3 separate regions of the Mus musculus genome follow, and all the other regions are linked to region 1. A link is a loop called in an ENCODE intact Hi-C map of the cell type or tissue named here. Cell type or tissue: left cerebral cortex. All regions are shown on one strand. Region 1 has its middle 78 kb from the start of Shank2. Region 2 overlaps Shank2 (SH3 and multiple ankyrin repeat domains 2). Region 3 overlaps Shank2 (SH3 and multiple ankyrin repeat domains 2).

What was found. Peaks named below come from ENCODE experiments on the same cell type or tissue, not always from the same donor. Only the 100,000 strongest peaks of a DNase experiment are listed, where the experiment ranks them.
Region 2: it touches region 1 in a loop (4-fold over the local background); 16 of 42 quality-filtered maps call a loop at or near these places.
Region 3: a loop joins it to region 1, with 8 times the contacts of the local background. A loop is called at or near these places in 9 of 42 quality-filtered maps.

Annotation. Positions count from the first base shown.
Region 1 is chr7:144,095,020-144,099,019 of GRCm38, reverse strand. It overlaps a transcript of Shank2 not described here. Among named protein-coding and RNA genes, the nearest start is that of Shank2, 78 kb to the left of the region's middle. In left cerebral cortex, a CTCF peak has its summit at 1,537 (motif pointing left); a DNase peak (open chromatin) is centred at 1,635.
Region 2 is chr7:144,176,121-144,180,120 of GRCm38, reverse strand. It overlaps Shank2 (SH3 and multiple ankyrin repeat domains 2), which reads right to left. Exons shown (of 16, transcript NM_001113373.3): 2 at 48-366. Among named protein-coding and RNA genes, the nearest start is that of Shank2, 2.7 kb to the right of the region's middle. In left cerebral cortex, no CTCF peak of the experiment used is centred here; DNase peaks (open chromatin) are centred at 2,266, 3,252, 3,661, 3,954 and 1 more place; H3K4me3 peaks cover 2,480 bases; H3K27ac peaks cover 2,189 bases.
Region 3 is chr7:144,206,162-144,210,161 of GRCm38, reverse strand. The region is part of intron 4 of Shank2 (SH3 and multiple ankyrin repeat domains 2); the gene reads right to left. Among named protein-coding and RNA genes, the nearest start is that of Shank2, 33 kb to the right of the region's middle. In left cerebral cortex, a CTCF peak has its summit at 2,007 (motif pointing right); DNase peaks (open chromatin) are centred at 2,111, 2,904, 3,093 and 3,740; H3K27ac peaks cover 1,890 bases.

The DNA of each region.
Region 1 (4,000 bases):
TAATAGAGGCGAGAAGGTCCACCCTACCTGTGGGCAGTGCCTTCCCAGGGGTTTTACTCACCACCCGTGAGTAAAAAGGAGAAAGTGATACTAGCAAGCACTCTGCTTCCTGGCTGGATGCCACACGACCAGTTCTGGGTGCGGTGGTTGGTGCTGTGAACCTGCAGCACTCACTGTGGTGCACAGCACACCCCTGCCAGTCTGTAAGTCATGCAGGAGCATTCTGCAAAGTATGAGAAGCAGGGGAGGAGGAGGAGGAGGCTGAGATTCACTGAGTGTCCTCTGTGGACCACAAGGGGAGCCAAGGGCTGGCTACTCTGGTGTAACCCGGGACCTCTGCATGTTTAACCTTCATAAGCAATATCCCAGGTCAGCCTGTGAGGCAGGAATGAAATGGAGCCCCAAGTGCCACATTGTGTCTCTCACAGGCCCCTGTGCCTCTGGAGAGAGACTGAAGCTCTCTGGTTGTGGTACACTCTGGTTGTAGTAGAGATGGAGTGTTCAGCATCCCTGTGACAGTCAAATTGTGCAGTATCTCAGGATCCTGGGCACATATCTGATGTCTGAGTGAGAGCCTTATTCTAATATCTCCTACTATGGGGGTATATTAATGATTTTTCTCAATGTTGGGACAAAATAATTCACAAAAGCTACTAAAGACCAGAGAGATGGCTCGGTGAATGAAGTTGCCCACCACCAAGACGGACGTCCACCACCCTGGGAACCCACACAGTGGAAGGAATCCTATGATTTGTCCTCTGACCTCCACCCCACACCCATGTATACACACACAAATAAGTAAATATATATATATATATATATATATATACATATATATATAAAGAAGCAAGATGAGGGAAGGCTTAATTTAGGCTCACAACTCAAGGGTACCATTCACCATGGTGGGCATCTGGTCACGTGACACCCATAGTGGGAAGCAGAGAGATGAATGAATGCTCGTACTTAGCTCACATTCTCTTCATTATTCAGCCCTGGATGCCAGCCTGTGAGATGGTGCTGCCCTCTTTCAGGATCTTCCTTCTGCAGTTGAACCTCTCTAGAGAGGCTGAGGAGAAGGCTCAGTGGGTGAAGAACCTATTGCGCATGCCTGAGTCCCCACCACCACCCATGTAAAAAGCCAGGCACAGGGCAGGGATGCACACATTTAATCACAGTGCTGGGTAGTGGAGATGGACAGTCCCTGAGGCTCCCTAGTCAGCCAGGCTCCCCAGATCTGTGAGCACCAGATTTAGTGAGAACTTGTGTCGAGAAATAAATTGAGAGACTACAATTAGAGAACTGACTCTAACTTCTGCCTCCTTACTTACAGTGCTCTGTAGGCACCCATTCACACACACACATACACACACCAAAAATAAATTTAAAAAACAAGAAAAAAAAAAAAACCCTCTTGAAATGCCCCTTAGACACACCCAGAGGTGTTTCCTAGCAGATCCTACCAACCAGGACTCTCAACAATGCATTTTACAAGCTCCTCCTCTTGTACACCTGGTACCAAGGTGCTCTATGCTCACACCGCCCCCTAGTGCTATGCATGAAAAATTACATGAAGTTGTCAGCAGCCCAGTAACTCTCTGCCCAGTTCCCTTTCCTGAGGGTCAAGGTCTTGGGCTAGACCCCAGGATCACAGAGATGGAGGACACAGCTGTGCATCAGATGAAGAGGCTGAGTCGAGGACTATTTATAACCCCCAAAATGTGCATAACAAGCTGTAGGCTCCTGCGGAGGTAAGTCTGAAGGGAGACAGGAATTTCCCTGGCCAGCTGGGAGTGGGGCGTGGAGTCTTACTTGGCTGCAGAGTCCTGCCTCCCTCAGCGCTCAAGCAGTCACCTGACTCGAAGAGTTCTTATCCCTAGAGATAGTGGTACCAGGGAGAGTGATTGAAGCTCGTTGATAAACAGGGGCTTAGCTGTGAGGATATCTGAGCCATGCCCAGGGAACTGGGCAAAAGAAGCTGGTGGCCCACTCTGATGTATCAGGTCCAGGAGAAATGTGGCTAGGGGCTAGGCTTGCTGTTGTCCTTTGGGTTGGGGCTGATGTAGGTAACACTATAGCATAGACAGCACATGGTGACTCTGAGACCCCGGAAACCTGAAGAGGCTGAGGTGTTCCTCTCAGGGTGCAAGAGACACCTGAGGAGTGTGCAGGAGCCCCGGCCTTCTGTAATGCTGGGGAAAGGCTAAGGAACAGCAGGGATGACTGGGACAGAGAGGTGGCATCCCAGACCCCTGGGAAGATCCTAAAGCTCTCTTCTCTTCAGCAATGCAGATGAGATTATGTACCAGTGGGAAGAGGAAACATGAGAGATTATTTTTCAAAACCCTAAATCAAATTTTGACTTTCACACATCCTGGGAGCTGGTTGAAATAAGTCAATCTTCCACACCAGTTATAAGCCATGTCCCACACACCATGCCTGTGCTGACCACGTTTCATACGTGGCTTTTGCCCAAGTGTACAGAAAAAGTGGCTGGTGGTCCTCCTTGGCTATGTCTGGTTAAACATAACTTAGGAAGACATGAGCTTCGCTCATTTGTCACAGCCACGAATAAGTATGTCCAGCTTCGGTTAATCACCATGGGATGTTACCTACATCTGCGATAGCCGGGCAGATGGTCCCCTGTAAGTAGATTGAGCAGGCATCCCTCCAGGGAGTAGTGGTCATATTTTAACATCTGCCTGCTTGCCTACAGTTACTGCTGGGTTCTGACAGGTGTTGGCTGGGCAGTATAAGCTCCTCCAGTGCAAACCCACAGACAAGCTCCTTCTGTCCGGTGTCATTCGTGATAGATCACCTCCTTCCTTGCTGCTCCTAAGTCCATCTGGCTTCCCTGCTGCTGGGTCTTCCCTAGCTCAGGGTTTCCCTATGTAACAATCTAGTCCCTCATTGCGGGCAGTGGCCTGCAGCAGCCCCAGGTGCGGTCCTTGAGAGGATGCGTGCTAATCACATACTGGATAGCTCCTATGTACAAGTAGGAAGGATGCCAGCCTTCCCTGCTGTTCCAAGGGTCTGACCCCTGACTCTCCTCTGAAACTGAGGTTTCCCTGCAAGCCTTTAGGACACCATCTTTATGAGCTCTGGGCCCTTAGAGAATGTGTTTCTAACTGGTGTTCTGAAGACCCTTCCAGCTGCGGGCCTCATGCCCTTCCTCTTGGACACTGTCCTGAGAGGTCTGCATGTTTCTTCTTCCTCTGGAAATCTACATTCAGACCCTAAACCCAGTTAGTCCTCAGTCAGCATTGCACTGATCTTGACCTCCCTCCAGTTGCTGTTGTCTCTTTGCTACAACTCCCCTGGAGAGTCTTGAATGCCACCTCTCATGGACGCCATACTCATTCCCGCCACACTAGGGATCATGACATCAGATCATGGTGACATGATGATCATGTGTCATCTGGTTATGACAATTTGGAAGGTCCCTTCCATGTCCCAAGTTGTCTCTGTTCTCACCAGCATCTTTGCTTCTGCTGTCCAGTCTTCTCGATTTCTGCCCTCCCCAATGGGCTATCCTCAGCTATCTGTCCCTATTTTCAGTGTGAAATATTAATATGCAAACAGGAAACTGTATATGGTGTCAACTATTTCTCAACATGGGACTGCCTCGATGCTCCTGCTGGGGTAGGATACTGCAGGTGGGTTCTAGTTACGCGTACATATTTACATATACATATTTACATATCATATTTACAGATTACATATAGATTCCAGGGCGTGGATGCATTTGGTGTGCTTGGGAGAAGGCCTGGGTGGCTGAAGTGAGAGAGGAGGCAAAGAGAGTAGGGAGGGGGACACCTGTGAGTACAAATGTAGTGTCCCATGTGAGACCCTGATCCAGTTGCTGATCATGATTAAGCAGCACAGGTGCCAACTTCTAGAATGACTCCCAGATGCACCAAGCACTTGAGATACAAGGTAATGGGACTCGGAGCTGGAGTCTCACTTCCTAAAATTCTGATTCCACTGTCTCGTGTCCCATACT
Region 2 (4,000 bases), 81 kb before region 1:
GTACGTCTCCCATGGAAGCCCCTGCCCACTACCCAGTTTCTTCTTACCCCACATGCCAATGTGGCTGTGTCCTCTTGCCATCCTCAGCAGTACCACCCAGCCTGTTGAGTGAAGGGGAACGGCTGCGGGGCCCAGGGGTATAGCTTCCAAGGCTCTTGGTGGCTCCATCAGGTTTGCTGGGTGTCTGCTGCAGCAGTTGGGGTGAGAGGCTTCGGTGGGAGGTGGCTGCAGAGCAGACAGCCCATTCAGGTGCACCAGCATTGAGGTTGTTGTCACTATTAGAACGCAGAAGAACTCTGGGGGCAGCCAATGTGTTGGGGGGCCGCCGCCTGCGGTTGGAATAAGCTGGGGCCTCTCTGAAGGGCACTGGGTTGGGGAGAAAAAGAGAGAGAGAGAGATGAATAATGTCAGGAGACAGGGACACAGGAAGGCCAGGGCTGCATGCATCCACACCCTGTACAAGTCAGGGATGGCCCTGAGGGCTTGGTGCAGGCTGCGTAGTGCTGGAATCCCCAAGGCCTGACTCACCCCCAACATGAACACAGAGAAACACTGAGACAGATAATGCCTCCAGCACATGGAAGCTCAAACCAGGACCTCAATGGAAGGGACTCAAGGTCTGACCTTCCATCGGGCCAGCCCATGCCTTCATCAGGGAGACACAGCCATAACACACGTAAGGATGGGCTTCCCCATGTCACCAAGCATTAGGACACTGCACGGCTCAGGAGCATCCCCTAAAAATCTGAACATGACCTCTGTGGGCAGAGCTATGTACCCAAAGTTCTTACACTAGTACTAGTATATATAATCCAGGACCTCAGGATGTGACCACATGTGGGGAGAGGTCCTTTACAGGGGTAACTAGATTAAAATGAGTCACTGGGATGACCTCATGTGATAGCAATAATCAGGATCCAGAGATTTAGGACCCAGACATGAGGATACAGAGAAGACATCATCTGTAAGTCACAGACAGACCTCAGGGAACCAGCCCCAGGTCATTTTAATCTTGGATGGTCAACTTCCAGTATGGAGAATAATGGGTATTTCATCTTTATGCACTCAGGCCTATAGCCTTGATCACAGGGAAAGCTAGCCACCTCTGTCCTCTAATCTCTTAGGCAGAAGAGGTCACAACACCCCAGAATCTTCCCTTTTCCCTCTCAGCAAGTGGCAGCAGCAGGTGGCCCCACTTCACTGGGTGTTTCATAGAAAGGTCTAGACAGAGCTGGGTCCTCAAACACTCCAGCCCAATATATCCGGGGACTCAGATAAGGCAAACCTGGGTACCTTCAGGTATGGTGTTCACATTGCAGCCACAGTAGATGCCCCCACCTTGATGGCCAGAGACACTATACACCCCTAGCCTCTTAATTGGTACCCAGTGAAACCTTATTACAAGATTTCTATATTCTATAAACAGGACCCTATGAAGCTAGAATAAAACAGGGCTTCCAGGGGGACTGACCTGGGTAAGGGCCCCGACATCAAAGAAGCAGAGCACTACAGTTAACTACCTATGGCAACAGCTGCCCAAGGTCAGGGGTTAGAGGTGGGCACCTCATAGAGAGCTAAGATCCCTGCTCCATCAGAGTCCATGGCTTTCTGTTCATCTGCATAGCCGGAGGATGAGGACATGAGTGGTACTAAAATAGGTGTCTCATGAACAGATCATGGGAACAGAATGACTCTGGTAGATCTTATGGGGTCAGAAGTGTTCCAGCACAGCTCACAGGGACAGAGATGGTCCTGGAGGAACGCATGGGGACAAAAGTGGCCTAGGCACAGTTTACAGGGACAGAGGTGTCCCTCGAATAACTCAGGGGGACAGAGATAGCCCAGGCATAACTCAAGAAGTAGACCTAGCAAGTCCCACAAGGATAGAAGTGGTCCTGGAGAAACTCATGGGGATAGAGCTAGCATCCAAACTGCTCACGGGGACAGAGTGGCCTTGGCAGACATTCTAGGGACAGAGCCCCAGCACAGTTCACAGGGACAGAGATAGCAGAGGTGGTTCTGACAATCCTCTTTCAGATCAGCTGTGACCCAGGACAATTAATTTTCCTCTTTCTTAGGAACCAGAGCTAGATGCCAAGCTGGGAAGCCATATAGCAGGGTGACAGGCTGCTAAGCTTGGGGCTCAAGTAATATATGGAGGGAGTCCTCATCTCTCCAGTGGGCTGCAGCATGTATCGTGCGCCCTGCTTTCTCTGCAAGCTTTTGATGGGAAAAGATGGTCAGCAAACCTCCTGGCTATGTGCGATCTCGCTCCCAGTTTCTCCAGCATGTGACTCACGGGGGGCTGGTCAGGGACAGACTGGGAACACCAAAGGCTGGTAGTGTCTTCCCTGAAGCCAAGAGCCTGTGCTCTTAAAGAGCTAGGCCTATACAGCCCCAGCAGCCACCTCCAAAAGAATTATAGCCAGGTCAGGCCACCAAGTGTGTTTGGCTGGGCACAAAGAAAGCCTTGCTGATGACGCTGCCAGAGAAGGGCCTTGAGAAGTCAGAGCATTCACCATGGAGCCAACCAGGGAGTCAGGGGTGATCTTGGGACTTACAGAGGTGGGGGGTTTAAAAGGCCTTGTAAAGGACAGGTGACCTCATAATCTCAGTCTCATCTGCCACTCACTGAGATCCGGGGTTCTTGGTGTGAAAGCCAAAAGGTCAGCATACATGGAGAGGATAAATAGTGCCTATACCTTGGGGCTGCTGGGAGTATCCCCTGGGTGAGGCATGTGGAGGGTCCCGAACAGCCCCAAGACCCGGACATGCTGGCATCCTGCAACTGTGCATCTGTGGAGTCACCCATCCCTAAGAGTACAGTTGATGGCATCTCTGACTATGTAACCAGTAAGGTATTAATACCCTTAATGGCAACGTGAGGGGATGTGAGGGCACTTGATACCCTGTCCATTGCTAAGACAGACTCCGTAAGAAAGAAATGTTCATAGAAGCAGAATGGAGATAGCATTACTTAACACTCTAACCCATGGCTGCAATTCATGCTGTCCGTGGGTTATAAAAATTCGAAGTCCCTCATGGCAAATTTTGGTAAGCCTCATCAGAAAAAGAAAGGATCTATTCTATGCCCTTTTTGAAGAGCCTGAGTCTGCAGAAGGAAGGAGTAAGCAGGATGTCCTCATGCAGGCGAGGCCACACAGGGAGGGTCATAGAACAAAACAGCCGGGACACATTATGCACATTTCACCCCGAAGACCAGGCAAGTGAGTCAAATGGACCCACACAGGTAACATTAGAGTGAACATTTTAATGAAAATTGTCTTGCTTAACGACCAAGCCTCATATCAAATTAGTTTCAAGGCTGCTGAAGTATCTTTGGTGTCTAGTTCACAGTGAGCTCGGGTAGAAAGTGATCTTCCTAATTTCCTTAAAGTCACCTCTTTGGAAACCTGGTTTCATCAGAAAGATAGAAAGCTTGCTATCTGAGAAAACTCTCTGACTGGGACCATACACGCAAATGATGTTTTTTTTTTTTCATGAAAAGTGTTAAAAATAACTCCTTTCCTGTCTGAAAATGATTAATATGCCACCCAACGTTTCCTTCTTTCAGCAATCTGCAGGCTCTTGGGTGGGTGGATATTTTCTTAGCTGTCTTACATGCATTTATTTATACAGTTTTTTTCCTTCCTCACAATAAAAATCATACAAGGTATGTTAAAGAGGGATTCTTCATGCACCCCATGGTTTGTTTCGCAACCCAGGGACAGCCAGGCAGAACTGGCAAGTGGCACTAGAAGAGGATGCCTTGGGTGCATCCAGCCATGTGCCCTGACCCTCCTTAGCAGGTGCTCACAGCCTCCAGGTGACTGGAAGACAGAAAACCAAAACTTCTTTTATTTTCCCCAAGACCTAGTTTCCCAATGTGTCCCTTGGCATAAGCTCTCTGGATGAGATGTTCTGGAATGCAGTTCTGCCAGAGGCTGGTAGCTCAGGAACACACTAAAATACAAAGGCACCTTCATCTGTGTTAATCTTC
Region 3 (4,000 bases), 110 kb before region 1:
ATTTACATAAAATCCCAGAGGGCTTGGGGGTTGGGGGTGCTGAGCCTGCAGGGGAGGGGACCTCTAGCCTTCCCCTTCTCTGCTGAGGTAGGAAGGGTCAGCCAGGGCAGCCCAATGGGAAGAGCATTGGCACAAACAAATAAATAAACAAACATGTAAATTAATTAATTAATTTTTTAAAAAGGTTGCTGGACATATTGCCACATGCCTTTAATCCAAAGAACTCAGGAAGCAAGAACAGGCAGATGTCAGCCTGGTCTGCATAGTAAGTTCTAAGGCAGCCTGGGTTATATATATAGTATAGCTGCAAGCCTAGACCCAAAGAGGAAGAGATAGGTGTATTCCTGGGGCTTACTGGGTCTAGCCTATTACTTGATGAGTTTTAGGCCAGAGAGAAAGACCCTGTCTCAGATAACAATGTGGAACATGTCCTAAGGAGAAATAGCTGGGGTTGACCAGTTGACCCTATACACACACACACACACACACACACGGGTTGATTTCCCCACATGTATACACACATATGCAAACACAATTTTCTAGCACATAGAAACATTTTTACCATTTCTCAAAAAGTTTAACATGGCAATTCTATTCCCATAAAATTATATACCTTGAAACATTAAAGGCAGGCAATCTAAGTCCTCCTCTGCTGCTGGGCAGATGAGTCCTCAGACATGCATGGAGGGAGGGTCCTGACCTTAGGAAGGAGTTTCACACCTGAAGGGGCTCAGCAGACATGGTGCTGAGTAACAAAAGCCTGACCATGGGGGTCTGAGCTGTCCCAGAGCCAGCAGCCTAATGCAGATAGCTCCTGGTGTGTGGACAGGAGTCCCACCTCACATACAGGATAGATGTTCATGGAGCCTGGATACCCACAGGGCTCTGAGGCAGTGAGTGAGAGGTCATGATCAAGGTAGATAAAGTGCCACTACCTCCTGAGAGACAAAAGAAGAGGGGCCCAAAGAAGCCATAAAAGTCAAGGAGGCCTCTTGTGAAGAAAAGGGGAAGGGCTGGAGGGGTGCTGAGCCTGCAGGGGAGGGGAAGGACCTCTATCCTTCCCCTTTCCTTCTCTGCTGAGTTAGGAAGGGTCAGCCAGGGCAGCCCAATGGGAAGAGCATTGGCACCTGGAACAGCACACACAGCGCTCAGTGCTCTGAGTCTGGGCTGCAGAGAGGTGTGGGATGTCCTGATGCTTTGCTCCTTGTTCAGACAGAAGGGGGCCTTGAACTTCAGGAGGCAGGCTGTCCCTGCAGCCTTTGTTTGGCATCTTAATTTGCAGCCTGCATTCTGATTGTCTTCCAAAGCAAGGGAGATGGTTTCCAACTGGGCCCAGTGAGCTAGTTCAGCTGGTACAAAGGCACTTGCCTCTAAGCTTGACCACTGGAGTTCTCTCCCTGGGCCCCATGTGGTGGAAAGAGATAGTGAACATTTGTAAGCTGGTTTCCCTGCAGGTCTCACTTGTAGGAGAAACAAAGTGGTGGGGACAGCCTGGGGCAGCAAGGAGTGTGGAAAAGAAAAGAGGGCAGGGTGGGAGGGGGCAGTGGCAGTAGCTGCTGCACAAAACAGAGCTGTCACCATTCCAGCAAGGATCTGCATGACATTTCTGGGTAGACCTGGCTAACCAAGGATCTGCATGACATTTCTGGGTAGACCTGGCTAACCAGATGGGTGGAAGGGAGTCCTGAGTATTCGTATTTGCTTAAGCCCCTGTGTGAGAGGTAACTCTCCCTTCATCCCCTGCATCTGCCCTTGGTGTCATGGTACCCTCTGGGATAGGGTGAGCATTCTGCTGCAGGTAGAGGGCACCCCTATATCTCTATATCTCCCTTACAGACCCTTCCTAGGTGATGGCCACTTATCATCAGCCTGTACCAGCCTCCTCAGCAGGCCCAGATTCACAGGAAAATATGGCCTTTCCCCAAATGTCACCCAATGTCAGACTTCCTGCCTGGAATCCAGCTCCAGGCATCAGGCAGCCTCTGTTGGCCAGTAGGGGGTAGGAGAGTAAGTGACTACATGCCTTTTCTGCCTGGAGGGGGAGCACTGCCTGCATCAGGCCAGGGAACCTCAGCTCCTGGAGAAAGTGGGTCAGCCGACTCCCTCAGCGGCCACAGCTCTGCTGCTCTCCTTTGCTCTTGGAAGCGGCCCCGTTTGGATGACAAATGAGGCAGTCACCCTGGCAATCAGACTCCTTCTAGGACTGTCCACGAGGGAAGCCGGAGTTTCAGGAATGGGAACTGGGTCAGGTCGTCACCAGGGCTTTGTATCTGTGCCAGAACTCAAGGACAGCTCTGTCCCAAATAGTACAGGAGTCGTGTATCCACCTGACTGCTGGGCAGACACAGTGAGCCTGCATGGAGCATGCCTCGGGCTTCGGTAATGGCGCAGAAAACAGAACGCACACACATGCACATGTGTCCAGATATAAAGGACATGCACACGCGTGTATAGGTGAAAATTGTGTGCACACATGTACAGGTGCAAGCACCAAGTATATGAACATATGTGTAGCTGCACTGTGTGTGTGCACACAAATTCATGTAAATCTAAGTACTACGAATGTACATACATGCAGTTATAAGTGATATCATGCATATACTTATTGTAGGTCTGACTACAGTGAGGACACCTGAACATATTGCAGTTATAAGTCATGTACACACTCATGTGCAGATATGTGTCTATGCATGCATGCCCCCATGAACATGTATGTCACATGCACGTGTGCTCATGTGTATGCACACACTATGGCATGCCTCTGCACCCTGCCATGAATGTGTACACGGGCATCTCTCATCTGGTGTTCTGTGAGGGTTACAGTGCTGCATTTCATGGGGAGGTGCCAGCTGGCTTGCCCGGCGCACGAAGCTGCCATGAGCTCTCTCACTGCCTACTTACACCCAGCTGTGGAAGAACATGTGTGCCAATGGAGCTTCTGGACGGTTCCTAGCAGCTGGACAGAGGATCTGGACCCTCAGGAAAGGTCCTCTAGCTGAGAGTCTGGTGTGTGACCCTCAGGGAGAGAGTTCTAGTCTATGCTGCTCAGCCCTCTCTTCTTCCTTTGCCTTGGGAGTCCTCCAGTAAGATGAAGTGTCAGAACCTGCTGTAGTCAAACAAAGAGCACACTTACATCTTGGCCCACTAAGTGCGGATGACAAGGGAATCTACTAAGTTGTGGAAGTCAATAGCATGTGTGGAGCAGCTACACCAGACTGAGTGGCATTTGTAGGGGAGCTGGCAGCATTGTGTGCAGATATAACCTAAGGCAAACACACACACACACACACACACACACACACACACACACACACACATTACAGATGCTCTAATCAAAGCAAAGAACCTGAAGGATGGGGCTGTTACAAGTGCTGAGGCCTTGGTGCACAACCTCAGCTCTGGCTGAGAGTGGATGAAGCTGCTTTTCCCCCACAGTAGATTAGCAACTCACTAAGTGCATGAGCTGGACACATACCCCAGCAGCCAGGCACCTCCACGGTCCACGCCTGCCTTTCCCACCAGCGTCGTAGCCAGCTCTAGAGGCACTTAGAACAGATGACCTTTAATCTGTGTGTTCCTCCCCAGAGGTCTACTGGTGAAGATCTCTAGGGATCCATGGAGGGACCTTGGGGCCAGCAAAACCTGATGACAAGTTTGTGAGACCTGGCGCAGGGAGACAGCAGGGCCCTTTGTCCAAAACAGTAGGAATTTCAACAGCATCAAATAAGCATGAAGCAGGTGGCGTGTGGGATGGCTGGGAAGCTAAGCTTTCCTGGCTCAAGAACAGGTATATTCTGTCTCCCACGACTGTGCTTCAGCACCCATGGAAGGTCCCATTTTTATAAGGCTGTAAAGAACTAAGCCATACTCCTCTTGACCTCTTGAGCACCCTAGGAGAGGGGGGGGGAGAGGGGGAGAGAGAGAGAGAGAGAGAGAGAGAGAGAGAGAGAGAGAGAGAGAGAGAGGCTACATCCAACCTAGGTACCTGCCCACATAATAT